2 separate regions of the Homo sapiens genome follow, and region 2 is linked to region 1. The links are chromatin loops, found by intact Hi-C in ENCODE. Cell type or tissue: GM12878. All regions are shown on one strand.

Region 1 (8,000 bases):
CTGATAAGGGATTAATATCCAAAATATATAAGGAACTTATATAACTCAATAGCAAAAAATCCCACAAATATCCCAGTTAAAAATGGGCAAAGAACCTGCATAGACAGTTTTCAAAGAAGACAAAAATTGCCAATGGATGTTTAATTGTGACATTTAACAGATATCCTTGCAGTTTAAGATGATACTTTAAAAATGAATTATCTCCTAATGATTACTTGAGCCCTGCCAATCAATGGGAGAATCAGCAGAACCGGTAAGATCTTATTTGGAATTGACATTTTCTATTGTAATTTTCTTCCTGTTTATTTTAAAAATTTCCTTCTGTTTCACTGGAAAGGACAGGTGATACTCAGTTGGTTTTTTTTTTTTCGAGACGGAGTCTCGCACTGTCGCCCAGGCTGGAGTGCAGTGGCACGACCTCGGCTCACTGTTCACGCTATTGTCCTGCCTCAGCCTCCCGAGTAGCTGGGACTACAGGCGCCTGCCACCATGCCTGGCTAAATTTTTTTGTATTTTTAGTAGAGACGGGGTTTCACCACGTTAGCCAGGATGGTCTCGATCTCCTGACCTCGTGATCCGCCCGCCTTGGCCTCCCAAAGTGCTGGGATTACAGGCGTGAGCCACAGCGCCCGGCCAATGCTCAGTTTTAAATGTGCAGTGGTGTACACCTGTAATCCCAGTTACTTGGGAGACTGAGGGGGCCAGGAATTCAAGACTGGTTTGGGCAATATAGCAAGACCTTGCCTCTAAAAAAATTATTGTAAAGGCTGGGCATGGTGGCTCACACCTGTTATCCCTGCACTTTGGGAAGCCAAGGCAGGAGGATTGCTTGAGTCTAGGAGTTTGAGACCAGCCTGGGCAACATAGTGAGACCCCATCTCTGCAAAAAATAAATGTAAAAAACTAACCAGGTATGGTGGTATGTGCCTGTAGTCCCAGCTACTCAGGAGGCTGAGGTTGGGAGGTTCACTTGAGCCCAGGAGCTCAAGGCTGCAGTAAGCAATGATTGTGCCACTGCACTCCAGCCTTGGTGACAAAGCGAGACCCAATATCTAAATTAAAAAGGAAAATGTGTACAAGTTGCTTTGTTACAATAAGACTAAAGGTGTACACACACACACAATGGCCAACTGGTCTATGAAAAGGTGCCCAACATCACCAATGATGACAGAAATGCAGAAATGCAAACGCCAGGGTCTGAATGTTTGTGTTTCCCCAAAATTCATAGGTTGAAACCCAATCCCCAAGACGATGGCATTAAGAAGTGGGGCCGGCTGGGTGCAGTGGCTCACGCCTGTATTCCCAGCACTTTGGGAGGCCAAGGTGGGCAGGTCACGAAGTCAGGAGTTCGAGACCAGCCTGGCCAATATGCTGAAACCCCATCTCTACTAAAAATACAAAAATTAGCCAAGCGTGGTGGTGCGCCCCTGTAATCCCAGCTGCCTGTGAGGCTGAAGAAGAAGAATTGCGTGAGCCTGGGAGGTGGAGGTTGCAGTGAGCCAAGATCGTGCCATCGCAATCCAGCCTGGGTGACAGAGAGAGAGTCCATCCATACAAAAAAAAAAGTAGGGCCTTTGGGGGTGATCAGATCGTAAGGACTCTGCCCTCTTAAAGGGGATTAATGCCCTTGTAAGAGAGGCATGAGAGAGCTTGTTCACCCCTTTCACCATGTGAGAGCACAAAGAAGGTGCCATCTGAGGAATGGACACTTAGCAGATCCTCAGTTAGCTGGTGCCTTGATCTTGGACTACCCAGCCTCCAGAACTGTGAGCAATCAGTTTCTGTTGTTTATAAAGTACCCAGTCTAAGATATTTTGTAATAGCAGTGCGAACTGACCATGGCAGCAAATTAAAACCACAATGAGATATCACTTCACACGTTAGGATGGCTGTAACCAAAAGACAAGGGATAAATGTGAGCAAGGCTGTGGTGAAAGGTACATTTGTACACTGTTGATGGGTATGTAGATCGGTACCATCATTATGGAAAACAGTATGGAGGCCCTTCAAAAAACTAAAGGTAGAACCACCATATGATCCAGCAATCTCTCTTCTGGGAATATAGCCAAAGGAGATGAAATATAAGCACTTCATAGAGATACCCGCACTCCCATGTTCAATGCGGCACTATTCGCAATAGCCAAGGCATGGAATCCACCTAAGTGTCCACTGACAGAGGCCTAGATAAGGAAACTGTGGTCTACACATGCAATGGAATATTTCCAGCTCTTCAAAAGGAGATTCTGGCTGGGCACGGTGGCTCACACCTGTAATCCCAGCACTTTGGGAAGCCAAGGCGGGCAGATCACCTGAGGCCAGGAGTTCAAGACCAGCCTGGCCAACATGGAGAAACCCTGTCTCCACTAAAAATACAAAAAATTAGCCAGGCGTGGTTGCGGATGCCTGTAATCCCACCTACTCAGGAGGCTGAGGCAGGAGAATCGCTTGAATCCAGGAGGCAGAGGCTGCAGTGAGCCAAGATCATGCCATTGCACTCTAGCCTGGGCAACAAGAGTGAAACTCTGACTCAAAAAAAAAGGAGATCCTGCCTATGCGACAACATAGATGAACCTGAAGACATTATGCTAAATGAAATAAGCCAAACATAGAAGGAAAAGTACTGCATGATCTCATGTATATATGAAATTTTTTTTTGCGGGTGGGGGTGGGGATGGAGCCTCACTCTGTTGCCCAGGTTGGAGTGCAGTGCAGTGGTGGTATCTTTGCTCACTGCAACCTCCACCTCCCTTCCTGGGTTCAAGTGACTCTCCTGCCTCAGCCTCTTGAGTAGCTGGGATTACAGGTGCGTGCCACCACGCCTGGCTAATTTTTGTATTTTACTAGAGACAGTGTTTCACCACGTTGGCCAGCCTGGTCTTGAACTCCTGACCTCAAGTGATCCACCCGCCTCGGCCTTCCGAAGTGTTGGGATTACAGGCATGAGCCACAGCACCTGGCCAAAATATTTTTTAAAAGTGTCAAATACGGCCGGGCACGGTGGTTCACGCCTGTAATCCCAGCATTTTGGGAGGCCGAGGCAGGCGGATCACGAGATCAGGAGATCAAGACCATCCTGGCTAACAGGTGAAACGGCATCTCCACTAAAAATTCAAAAAAAAAAATTAGCTGGGCATGGTGGCGGGAGCCTGTAGTCCCAGCTACTCGGGAGGCTGAGGCAGGAGGATGGGGTGAACCTGGGAGGCAGTGGTTGCAGTGAGCCGAGATCGAGCCACTGCACTCTAGACTGGGCAACAGAGCGAGACTCCATCTCAAAAAAAAAAAAAAAAGGTGTCAAATACATAGAAACAGTAGAACAGTGGTTACAGGGGCTTGCAGGTGGTGGAGATTGAGATGGAGGCCAAAGGGTACAAAGTTAAAGTTACACAGGATGAATGAGTCTAAAGATCTAAAGTCCAGCGTGAGGACTATAGTCATCAATAATAATGTATTGTATACCGAAAACTTACTGAGAGTAGATTTTAGGGGCTCTCAGCACGCACACAGAGGGGGCAACTATGTGAGACGATGGACATGCTCATTTGTTTGACTGTTGTAAGCATTTCACAACGTTACATGGTGCACATTATTATTATGATTACAAACAGGGTCGCACTTTGTTACCCAGACTGGAGTGCAGCGGTGCCATTATAGCTCACTGTAGCCTCAAACTCCTGGGCTCAAGAAATCCTCCCGTCTCAGCTTCCCAAAGCTCTAAGATTACAGATGTAAGTCACTGTGCCCAGCCTGCGCTTTAAATAGTCTATATTTAAGTATTAATTATGGCCGGGTGCGGTGGCTCACGCCTGTAATCCCAACACTTTGGGAGGACATGGTGGGTGGATCGCTTGAGGTCAAGAGTTTGAGACCAGCTTGGTCAACATGGCGAAACCCCCATCTCTACTAAAAATACAAAATTAGTCGGGCATGGTGGCACATGCCTATAATCCCAGCTACTCGGGTGGCTGAGGCAGGAGAATCACTTGAACCTGGGAGGCGGAGGTTACAGTGAGCTGAAATCATGCCATTGCATTCCAGCCTGGGTGACAAGAGCGAGACTCTGTCTCAAAAAAAACCCCCAAACTATTCCTTAAATAGTACATTAGGTATATATGAAATAGCATATATTTAATAATAATAAAGAAACTGACATGGATATATTGCTATTTTTTTTTCTAGACAGGGTCTCACTCTACCACCCAGGCTGGCATGCAGTGGTGCAATCAAAGCTCACTGCAGCCTTGAACTCCTGGCCTGAAGTGATCCTCCTGCCTCAGCCTCCCAAAGTACTGGGATTACAGGAGTGCAGCACCACACTCGGCTGGTACATTGCTATTAATTAAACTCAGGTTACATTTGGATTTCACCAGTCTGCCTGCCAATGCCCTTTTTCTGTTCGGAATCCAACCTAGGGCACTGCTTTGCACTGAGGTGTGAGTTCCCTCCCATCTCTGACAGTTTATCAATCTTTTCTTGCTGTTTATGACCGAGACAGGTTTGAGAAGCACGGATGGGGTATTCTGCAGAATGCACCCCCATCTGGGGCTGTCTGAGGTTTGCTCCTGATCAGTCTAGAGAGAAGACCGTGAAGCCAAGTGCCTTCTGCTCACGTTCGTCACAGCAGGGACCCATGCAGCCCATGAGACCTCATCGCCCGGGGTCACGCCCACCAGGCACCTGCACTGTGACGTTGCTGTTCCCCTACTCGGTACTCTGTTCTTTGGGAGAGAGAAGAGAGGCACTAAGCACATTGCACTCTCACAGGGCAAAGGTTTTAGCTCCACCTCCTGGAGGGGGACAGTACTACATGTCACTTGGGATTCTTCCATTCTTCTCTAAGGAAGATCTGTCTCTCCACCATTTATTCAATCACTATGAACTGATGTATATTTATGTCATACTTTGGGTCATAATCCAATGCTACATTATTTATTTTGTTGTTCTAATCATCCCAGCTTTGGCCACTGGGTGCTCTTTCCAGGTTGGCCCTGTGTCCCTGTGACCTGCCCCGTCCTTTTGTTTCTTGAGCAATTCCCTACTTTCCGTCATTACTTAATGCTCCAGGCTTGAAACAAAAGATGTCACTCTGACCGTGCGCAATGGCTTACACCTATAATCCCAGCACTTTGGGAGGCAGAGGTGGATGGATCACTTGAGGCCCGGAGTTTGAGACCAGCCTGGCCAACATGGCAAAACCCTGTCTGTACTAAAAATACAAAGAATTAGCCAGGTGTTGGAGCACGTGCTTGTAATCCCAGGTACTCAGAAGGCTGAGGCACAAGATTCGCTTGAACCCAGGAGACAGGGGCTCCAGTGAGCCAAGATTGTGCCACTGCACTCCACACTCCAGCCCGGGAGGCAGAGTCACACTCTGTCTAAAAAAGAAAAAAAAAAGATACCAGCCTGACTCCCCAGCTGATTCATTTAGTCTTCTGGCAAGTCTCTGTTAAGCACCTGCTGCATACCCACTGCTGTAACAGTGCCAGGAACATAGTGTGCATAAAGCCTTCCTCCATCCATATCTTCAAACAACAGCCCATGAAGCCCGTGCTCTGTCCCCAGAGTTGTACCGGGCTTAGGGGATTCTGCAGAACATAGCAGATGAGACCTCTGCCCTTGCAGAACATGCACCTGAGTGGTGCAGAGAGACCTAAAGTCATAATGACAGCAGCAGCTGTGTGCGGTGAACCCTGCTGAGGCTACCAAGGGGGCTAGTGGGGAAAGCCTGGAGCCCTTTGTGACAGGCAGAAGTGGTAAGCCTGGGCTCTACCCTAAATCTTTGGAGCGAGCTGCTGCTGCAATCCTCCCAGTGACTGCGTGGCTCTAGATAAGGCACCTTTCCAGAACCTCCTCTCATTTCACAGGGGCCAGAATGGGACCAGGCCATCTATTTCCACATCATGTGGATGGAGAAACAGAGGCCGTGTTCAGGACCCCAGAGCCAGGGGGCCCTTGGCTAAGACCCTCTCCCCCTGGCCGGGTCCAGCATTCCAGACTGGAAATCAGAGAGGACAACATCCTAGATACAGGGACCAGCACTGACCAGGAGTTCACAGAAAGGCCATCCCTGCCCCTAGACACACTGTTATATGTAAATGCTTGTTCCCCGGTGCTGCAAAGAAATAGCACTTGAACATAAATTTAATCCTCTCAGCAAGGCCTTTTGTACTTTCTGCAGAAAGGGTGCTCATCGCAGATGGAATAATGGCGAGAGCACATCCGAACAAAGGAGGGAAGCAATTTTTATTCCTCACGCAGTTTGTCCCAGCTACTGCGTCCTGTCTCCATTGGCAGGAGCCAGACCGCACAATCTAAACTAAAACCTGATTGGCTAACAGTTTAAAACTTTTCGGCCAGGCGCGGTGGCTCACGCTTGTAATCCCAGCACTTTGGGAGGCCGAGGCGGGCGTATCACGAGGTCAGGAGATCGAGACCATCCTGGCTAACATGGTGAATCCCTGTCTCTACTAAAAATACAAAAAATTAGCCGGGTGTGGTGGCGGGTGCCTGTAGTCCCAGCTACTCAGGAGGCTGAGTCAGGAGAATGGCGTGAACTCGGGAAGCGGAGCTTGCACTGAGCCGAGATCGTGCCACTGCACTCCAGCCTGGGAGACAGCAAGACTCCATCTCAAAAAAAAAAAAAAAAGAAATTTTCTAAATAGGTAAAAGTAATGGAAGGATAAAGGAAAAGAGGAAGTTGCTTACGAAAGGACTTAGAAAAGTAATAACATTCCCAAATAAGGAAGGGGCATGGGCTGTGAGCTGGGACATGCCTGTGATCACGTCCAGCACAGATGTCTTGGTTAAAGTACAAGGACATAGAATATATTACATGCCTGTGAGCATGTCTAGCATAAAGCTAGTCTTTAAAAGAAACTATTATTTCTAACCCTTATGATTTATTTTTAACAAGAAGGGAAACTTTGAAGAGGAACTTTTACTTTCTACACACTTCATCCCAAATTTGACCCTGGCTCGTGTTTAGAGGGGGGCGGTCAGCACAACCTGCCTTGCGGTTTGACTTAAAGATGAAGCGGGAGTAGACCCGGTGTGGGGGCATCCCGGGCTCTGGTACACAGTAGGCGCTCAGTGGGTGTGCTCTGGCCTGGTGACGTCTCTGGACACTGAGGTGGAGGGACCCTGTACAGCAGTCTGTCATAGGGAATTGCCCAGGTACAGGATGGCAAAGCTGACAGATAGATGTACCAGTCTCCCTGCCTGCCAGGCAGCTCTCAGCCTGCAGACATCGCCAATCTCTAGCGCCTGAGCAGGGAGCAGGGACTGGTCAGCAAAGCCATGCGCAAGGAAGGCTGGTGATGTGTGCAAGGTGGGCAGGCAGCCAGGCCTCGGTGCCCGGGGAGGAAAGGCATACAGGGAGCCTGGGATTGGCATTGGGTAAGGTGCTGACACCCTGGAAATGAGTGGAGGATGGCAGAGCCTCAGACATTAGGAGTACTGCCTCCCTCTTCACCGAGCCAAGGAGATGGGGAAAGGAGGGGAAAGAGAGGAATGTATGCACTTCTTCATTGATAACTGGGGAAATGGAGGCAAAGGGGGCTGTGGGCGGGCCTCAGGACCTTTAGGAACCCCACCAGTCTGGCTTGGTTGGTAGCTGCATGTGTGCAGACAGCGTTAGTGCATACCACAAATGCACAGAGGGACAGGCTGAGTTGCATTCTCTCCCTCCTGTCCTGGAGTTGTAGCCAGGGCTCACATCCCTCGGTCCCCGGACTCCTTTCCCTCTAGGTTGCTTTCCCTCCCAGTTGCCCGCCTCTGGTATTTGTTGCTACTTACAGAATCTTTAGGACCAAAGGGCTGAGCGTGGGGCCAAGAATCTGGTGAGCAACAAGTCACTGGCTCTGCCCCTTCCACTTTTGACAGGGTGTACCCGGGGTGGGGAGACGGTGATCCTAGACCCGCTGTCACCTGTGGGGCTGTTCAGTGCATGAGGGTAAAGAACGAGTTGGTCCCACTGCTCATAGTTTATCCCTGCCACTTGGCAC
Region 2 (8,000 bases), 310 kb before region 1:
TCCGGCAGTCATTTGGCAAAGAGCCCATCCGACCACTCTGGGCCTGTCTTGGGTTCCTGGAGGCTGAGCATTGGCAGTGAGGGGCCTGGCCCTCATCTTTGGCTGCCCCAGCCCAGCCTGGTGCCCGCCACAGGCACAAAAGCCCCACTGCTGTGGCGCCCGCTCGCTGACGAGAAGGAAGGAAGCAATTAAAACTGAACAACACAAAGCCACCGCCAGGCAGCTCTTTCCACAGGAAGGCCTGGCTTCCAGAGCCACTTAGGAGTGGCTCCCTGGGAGGGAGAGCCAGACCCTGGCGGGACGCCACCCAGCCCACAACACGCGCCCTGCTCACCTGTCCTGCTTGGTGTGGTTGACTATGGACCGGACTTTCAGTTCCCCGTCAATCTTTGGTCTTCCAAATTCCTCCAGTTTCACTTGCTGGGAAGAAGGAGAGGGGCCGTCAGCCGGGGCTGGAGCAGCCCCAGTTCTCCTGACCGCACGGGCAGGGCAGACTGTCGTGCACCCAAGGGAACTCCCCACAGGCAGCAGAGGCGGGACGAAGGGAAACAGCCCCTGTGGCTCCCAGCTGGTGCTCAGGATGGACGAGGGAGGGTGCAGAAGACCGGGAAGGGACTGGGCCTGGCAGCTTCTCTCCCTTTCCTGGCCAGCCCTGCCAAGGGGCTCCCTTCAGCTCTGGGGACAAAGGGCGATTGACGGTGCCGGTTGTGTTCACAGAGGCCGCCGCTGTGTGGAGCCCCAAGCGGGACCCGGTCGGAAAAGCCAGAAGCCCAAGCCCCACGTTCAGGAGAGAACAAACAGCGCCTATCTGCTGCAGGGCGGGTGGGGCCGGGGTCCTGCCAAGGGTGAGGCTTCGACTCAGACCCCTGTGTGGTTCGCTGAGGTTCATTTTCGTTGTCTGTCTGGTTTTGTCTCTGTGACTCTTCTGATTCAGAGAGAGCTTCTCTTGACATGTTCCCTGCGTGGCTTTCAAAGTGTCCACACAGACAGGAAAAGGTGGAGGAAAATGCTTCAAGACACGAACAGGGCCCTGCCTGGGAGGTGCTCGAGGCACAGGCTCAGTGTCTCCTTCCAAGGTCTCAGCCCCAGAGGCTGCAAGGACAGCTTTGGTGTCACATAGTCCCAGTCAACTTGCTCCAGGCCTCTGATCTCAGCTCTCACCACCTTCCCTGTGGCAATGGGATTCAGAGCCAGGACTGGGTACAGGGCCTGGCTCATGGGGATGCTCGACGCCTGCTGGCCATGCTGTTTTATTCTTGTTGTTGTCGTTTTTGAGATAGTCTCACTACGTCACCCAGGCTGGAGTGCAGTGGCGCAATCGTGGCTCACTGCAACCTCTGCCTCCCGGGTTCAAGAGATTCTCCTGCCTCAGCCTCCCAAGTAGCTGCGATTATAGGCACCCGCCAGCACGCCTGGCTAATTTTTGTATTTTTAGTAGAGACAGGGTTTTACCACATTTGCCAGGTTGGTCTCGAACTCCTGACCTCAAGTGATCCTTCCACCTCAGCCTCCCAGAGTGCTGGGATTACAGGCATGACCACCGCGCCCAGCCTGTTCTTGCTGTTTAATGAACAAGTATTACTTCTATGTAAAAACTTAAAAAACAAAACAAAACGAACTTTTCTCCTCACGTCCTGCTCACTGTACGCATTTGTGACCGCCTCGCGCAGGAGCTCACGGCAGCACGGACCCGCCAGGTGCTGATGGTGCAGGGTGCGGCCGTCCTTGGCCTCCTCTGCACCCACACATTTTAATTTCTTTCTAAAATGAAAGATGAAGGGGGCAGTATCATAATGCCCTTCAGAAGCTTATTTTTTTTTTCTTTCATCGCCGACGTATCGCAGGTGCTTTTCCGTGCCCCACGTTCGCGGAGGGCATTCTCTTTGTGCTGCTGGCACCGGGTGGGTGTGGCCTGGCCATCGGGGACCTTCCCCTGCCAGCTTCATGTCAGTGAAATCACCAGGGTGAAAATGTTTGTGATTCACCACCAGGGGTAATTTTGCCACCCAAAGGACCCTCTGGTAATGTCCAGAGGCATATCTGGTTGGCATTACTTGAGGGGGTGGGGGTGCTACTGGTGTCTGGTGGGTGGCAGGCAGGTACACTGCTCCACATCCTGTAACGCACAGGGGCAGGTCCCACAACCAAGAATGATCCAGCCCCAGACGTCAGCAGTGCTGAGGTGGAGAAGCCCAGGTTAGAACCAGCAGATCCTCGGGAAGTCGGCTCCGGTCAGCACAGACCAGGGAGTTTGCTTCCTGGGGTGGCGCATCCCCTCTCCCCAGGCAGGACGAGGTGACTGACTCGGTAGCCCAAGCCTGGCCTCTGCAGGGCCAGACTCTGGGGAGCCCCAGGAGGTGGCAGCCCTGCCTGATGGGGTCCGAGGAGCAGAGGCGACTGCCGGCCCCACCGAGCCTGGGCCCAAACCCTGTCCATTGCCCCTGGAGGGGAGAGTCAAGGTGAGGGTGGGCCAGGGGTCCACGAACCAGGGGGCGTCTCCTGCCCCTGGGAGACACAGTTCTCCTCTTGGACTTGAAGGGGTCTTCTGTCTAGGCTTGGGGGAGAAGGGGGGCTGGGCAATGAATACAGTCCCTCCCCTGTCCCCTCCCCTCCCCGTCCCCCTCCCCCCGAGCACAGGCAGTCTTCAGTGCACAGGGCACTTGGGTTGGCTGTCGTGGGCAAGGAAGCGTGGATGCTGGGGGTCTGAGATCAAACTCAGAAGTTGCCGGGCACCAGCCTCTCAACAGGCAGCCATGGTGTGGCTGCCCATGGAGCTCACTCAATACTGGGGCTGTGAACGTGACTTTATAGGTACGTCCTCATCGACCTTCCCTAGCCTGAAGAGTCAGTCTCACTCACCAAATTTTCTATAGAACTCTGAAATTCGCTGATTTTCCTCAAGGTCTCCTTGTCCCGTTTAACTTCATTGATGTACATCGCCAAGTCCTTGAAAACAAGAGGCAGAGGTGAGCGGGCTGTGCTGGGTGGGGTGTGTGTGACTGTGTGTGTAAGCAGGCTGTACTGGGTGGGGTGTGTGTGCATGTGAGCGGGCTGTGCTGGGTGGGGGGTGTGTGACTGTGTGTGAATGAGCTGTGCTGGGTGGGGTGTGTGTGTGTGAGCATGTGTGAGCGGACTGTGCTGTGGTGTGTGTGTGTGAGACAGCATGTGTGTGTGAGCGGGCTGTACTGTGTGGGGTGTGTGTGAGCGGGTTGTGCTGGGTGGGGTGTGTGTGACTGTGTGTGTGTAAGCGGGCTGTACTGGGTGGGGTGTGTGTGACTGTGTGTGTGAGCTGGTTGTGCTGGTTGGGGTGTGTGTGACTGTGTGTATAAGCGGGCTGTACTGGGTGGGGTGTGTGGTATGTGAGCGAGCTGTGCTGGGTGGGGTATGTGTGTGTGATTGTGTGTATGTGTGAGTGAGCTGTGCTGGGTGGGGTGCATGTGTGTGTGTGTGTGAGCGGGCTGTGCTGTGGTGTGTATGTGTATGAGTGATTGTGTGAGAACATGTGTGTCTGAGTGGGCTGTACTGGGTAGGGTGTGTGTGATTGTGTGTGTGATTGTGTGAGCAGGTTATGCTGAGTGGGGTGCGTGTGATTGGGTGTGTGTTATTGTGTGTGTGTATGTGAGCAGGTTGTGCCGGGTGGGGTGTGTCTGACTGTGTGGTTGTGTGTGTGAGCAAGCTGTGCTGTGCAGGGTGTGTGTGTGTGAGCGTGTGTGTGCATGCACGCACATACATGCAGGAGCTCAGCCCCCAAGGGACCCCCCCCCCCACCCCCCACCCAGCATCCAGGCACCGGGCGTTTCTGGACCTTCTTCCTCCATCCTGCCGGGGAGGCCGCCCTCGAGACAGGAGGGCTGAAAAACATCACCTCTGCATGACAGATGAGGAAACTGAGGCAGGAAAGGGAACACACTGACCGAGAGCCACACCTCGTCAGTGATGATGCCAAGAGCCCCAAACTCCTGGCTGGTGCCACTTCTTTCTACCCCATCACGTGGTCCCTCTTAAACATCCTAATAGAGGGAAGCAGCCCTGTGTGTGGGAGCCACATCAGGCCACATAAGAGCCACCTAGACTTGGGCTGACCTATGTCCCTGTTCTTGGGAAGCTTCCCCCTCCCCAGCCTCTCTAAGCCACAGCCTCCCCTTGGAGCCTGGACAGAATGAGGGGTCAGGAAGTCCCTCTCTCCACGGGTCTGGCCACCCCCACTCCGGCGCCTGCCTGCCGTGCTGCAATCCTCGTGCTGGCCACCAGAGAGCAGTGCCCACTTCAGTCCAGAAAACGCAGTGTCCAGACCTGGCCCACAGCGGAACCCAAGGGAGCCGGCCACGTGGGCGGTCCTGGCCCTGCCCCCCGAGAGCAGCGGGTGGAATTCCCCAAAATGCAAGTGACCAGCCAGGGCCAGAGCCAGAGCCAGAGCCAGGTCTTCAGCAGGTTCCCATCCCTCCCGCCCTTCCTCGTTCCTAGAAGACCTCACCATTGGCTCCCCACCCACCCCGCAGGAGGGAACTTCCTGGGGAGGCTGCAGCACGCTGTCTGAAAGGGGTGTTCCGTTTTCTTGTCGTTGTCCACTTGCCTTTAAAATAAGGAATAAATTCCCAGAGACAAGGACCCCAGTAGCAAGTCTGGAGCTCAGGACCACCCCCCTCCCAAAGGCAGAAACATTACAACTGTGACCACCGCGGCCCCTGCGTGCACCTGGCCCAATGCCTGGCATGAAATAGGAACAGATGGAAGTTGCCCGAATGAATGAGCAGGTGAGGGAAATGTCTGTACTTTGATACAGAGGCAGGACTGCAGTCAGCTCATGGAGCTTGGACCTAAAACCGCAATTCCCTTGGAGACAAACCTCAGGCCCACAGCGGCACGGGGGCTGATTCTCAAAGACGCTGCCGTACAAGGAGTGAGCCCTCAGTCCCTAGGGGAAATCAAGCCCAGGTACAGCGACGACTCCCATAGTGGCTGCATGAATGACTTCCTATATAAATTGGGAATGGATCAAAAGACTTCTAAAATCCCCCCAGCCCTGAAGTTTCATGATGAGGTTCGGTGGCTCTCAGAAAGGCAGACGCACACCCGCAAGTCACCGAGTACTTTGTGCAGCACCGTGAGCTACACTCCTGGGAAACCATCCCGTCGAGGGGCTCAGAGCCACTCGCCAGCCAGACACCGAGTGCTGAGAGTATGAAACGCAAGACCACACTCAGGGCCCGGGTGCACGGCCCACTGCACCTGCTGTCACTGTCTCAGAGCCCCCGAGGACGCATCCACGCTGGCTCACACACCGTGGCTCACAGCAGACAGGCCAGAGCAGGTGTTGGAGAGGGGCGGCTTGGGGGCTGCAGAGCTGACACCGAGAAAGTTCTGTCAGCCCGTCATGGCAGGAGGCTTTCCTGGAGCATTCCTCAGGGTGCTCGCTGCCCAGTGCAGCCGAGCGGGAATCTGAAGGTCTCTGGGACCACCTCCCGTGCCCACACACGAGTGCCCACAGGATTTGGAGTAAATTTCTCCCCGAGCACAAGCCCTGCTCAGAGAACCTCTTAGCACCGGCGGCCAAGCACTGGCCCCACTCCCGTCCCAGCCCAACAGCAGCTATAGACAGAGACAGATTACAGCCCCTCCCCCACCCAGAGGGAGCTCCTTAAATGAGGTACCTGGGAAAGGAAAAGGGGGCCCAAAGCCCAGGGGGGCTGCCCAGAGGGCAGGGGCCAGGTGTCAGAGGGCAGGACTGCAGCCCTGAGGGGGGCTGGCAGAGGTGTCCTGTGCTCCCGACGAGGGAGATGTGGGGGGGGTCGTCATCCCTCCACCCAGATGCAGCTGGAGGGGACCTACCACATGCCAGGTGCTGTGCCTGGCCTGGGGACACAGGTGACTATGGCTGACACATGCCTGGCTGGGAAGGAGATGGCACGAACAAGTGTGTCCAGGAGGAAGAGTGCCACCCACGAGGAAGCCAGTTCCCTGAGGACAGAACCCAGTGGGGGGCGATCCTCCCTGGAAAACGTTCTGTCCACAGTGAAGGCAGGATGAGCAGGACGTGGCCAGGTGACGAGGAGGAGGGTGCACCTGAGCCAACACCCGGAGCCGGGGAAGTGCAGGGCACGTGCAGGAGCCTGGGAGGGATCAAACCTGCCTGGAACTGTGCTGAACACAGCTGCGACATCAGGGGCAAGTATCCTGCAGAAGGCCGGGAGTGCCAGAGTGAGGAGCCCATGCCTGCTTCATGGGCAGAGGGAGCCACGGAAGGTTTCTGAGCAAGGGAGTGGCATGAGCTGAGCTCACCCGGACAAGGGGAGAGAGGGAGGCATGGCTGGCTGGGGGCCCTCGAAACAGCCAGGAGCGAAGGAGCTCCCCAGGCAGGTAGCTGAGAGATGGCACCGGAGGTGGCATTTTAGAAGCAGAAGCCTCAGTGCTGGGAGTGAGAAGCACTGGGCCAGAAAGCCCAGAATGGAGGCCAATGCCTGGGGGAAAAGCAGGGGGAGGGGAGGCTCAAGGGAGGTCTTGTTGGACAGGTGAGGTTAGGACTCGGGACACCTGAGGGGGCACCTGACCTGCAGTGCCCTCCACCCGTCACCTCTACCTCCTGTGGGTCTCACCCACTGCCCTGCCCTGCCCTGCCCCAACTCCTGCTGTCCCAGGAAACTGTCCACAGTCAAAACTGAGGCTCGTTAATGAGCCCAATTCCAGTCCAAGAACACGGGCTAAGCCAGACGGTGGCTTCTCCCCTGCCTCAGTTTACCCACACACCTGCATGGCTTCCAGTGCTTCTTTGAGCTGCTGCCTCTCAGGCCGTTCCGCAGAATGGCTCAGAAGCTCCTGGAAGGGTGAGAAGAGTGTCATGTGTTACCACTCGGGGGTTCTGGCCTCTGCCCTGGCCCCTACCTGGGGCAGGAGGTGTGCACAGAACCAAGTCCTCAGAAGAAAGCCACCCCCACCCGCCAGCCAGGCTGGGTTTGGCTGCCCGACACCAAAGGACAGAGAGTGACTCCTCCACAGGGGATACCCCACTTCTTGGCAGGGGCGCTCCCAAACCTTGTGGATAAGGGAAGGGAGTGACCGTGAGAAGGGCCATGAAGGCAGCAAAAAGCAAGGCGCTGTGCCAGCATTCCACGGGAAAAGGGCCTCGCAAGGTGCCGGGCAGAAACCACCGCCTTCCCTCCCAGGTCTGGCTTTCCTGAAGCCCTTCCATGTCCATTTCTGCCATGGCCACCAGGAAGCTCAGAGACCAACCACAGTAGCTTTCTTATTCCTGGTGTGAGGACGCTTTTCTGTCTCTTTCAGTTTTCTGACCTCTTTAGTGATTGGACTCATCATTTTCCTCTGTGTATTTACTGTGATAATCGGCCATCACATGCATTGAGCGGTGATTATGAGCTAAGCATGAACTGACTTGTCTATATTCAACTTAATCTGTCTGTGGGCTGCAACCTATACCCCCTGGAAGCTGCCAGCCCTCATCTGACTCCAGCAGTGATGACCCCGCAGGCACCCGGGGCCCAGAGCCTCACCTTCAAGAGCAGGTGGTATTTGAGCACCCTCTGCATGGGGACCACCAGCAGGTCTTGCAGCTTAAATTTTCCATCCTGGACCTTCAGTGTGCACTCCTGGGAGGGCGACAGGGCGATGGGAGAGCCCTCCCCGAGGAAAGCCTGAACCCACCCACCTGTACCCCCGCCCACAGAGAGGGGAGACCTAAGCCCAGAACTCAGGCCCAGACGTTTGGCCCTTCTCTAGCCAGGCTCCCGGAACCAGTCCATGCACCAGGTGTGTGCAGAGGGGGGGGCTTCACAACACATGGCTCCCACCCTGCCGTGTCTGCACTGGCCACACTGGGACGCAGTGAGACACGTGCGATGCTACGGAAACCCTCTCGGGGCGCCTGCTGGGCCTGTCTGGATGTGGCCTTGACTCTTCCGCCAGGCCAGGTCCTTTGGAGAAGGTCCTTTGGAGAAGGGGCAGCAGGCCATCCCCCATTCACCAACCCCTCTCTGGTCTGGCCTCTG

Evidence for each region. Peaks named below come from ENCODE experiments on the same cell type or tissue, not always from the same donor. Only the 100,000 strongest peaks of a DNase experiment are listed, where the experiment ranks them.
Region 2: it touches region 1 in a loop (3-fold over the local background); 42 of 110 quality-filtered maps call a loop at or near these places.

Annotation. Positions count from the first base shown.
Region 1 is chr9:134,094,585-134,102,584 of GRCh38, forward strand. No RefSeq gene overlaps it. Among named protein-coding and RNA genes, the nearest start is that of BRD3, 31 kb to the left of the region's middle. RefSeq lists a silencer at 6,729-6,929. In GM12878, a CTCF peak has its summit at 4,781 (motif pointing left); a DNase peak (open chromatin) is centred at 4,787.
Region 2 is chr9:133,788,924-133,796,923 of GRCh38, forward strand. VAV2 (vav guanine nucleotide exchange factor 2) reads right to left here. Exons shown (of 30, transcript NM_001134398.2): 11 at 7,506-7,601; 12 at 6,745-6,813; 13 at 2,860-2,946; 14 at 335-420. Among named protein-coding and RNA genes, the nearest start is that of SARDH, 55 kb to the left of the region's middle. RefSeq lists an enhancer at 4,096-4,145. In GM12878, a CTCF peak has its summit at 4,241 (motif pointing right); no DNase peak of the experiment used is centred here; H3K27ac peaks cover 621 bases.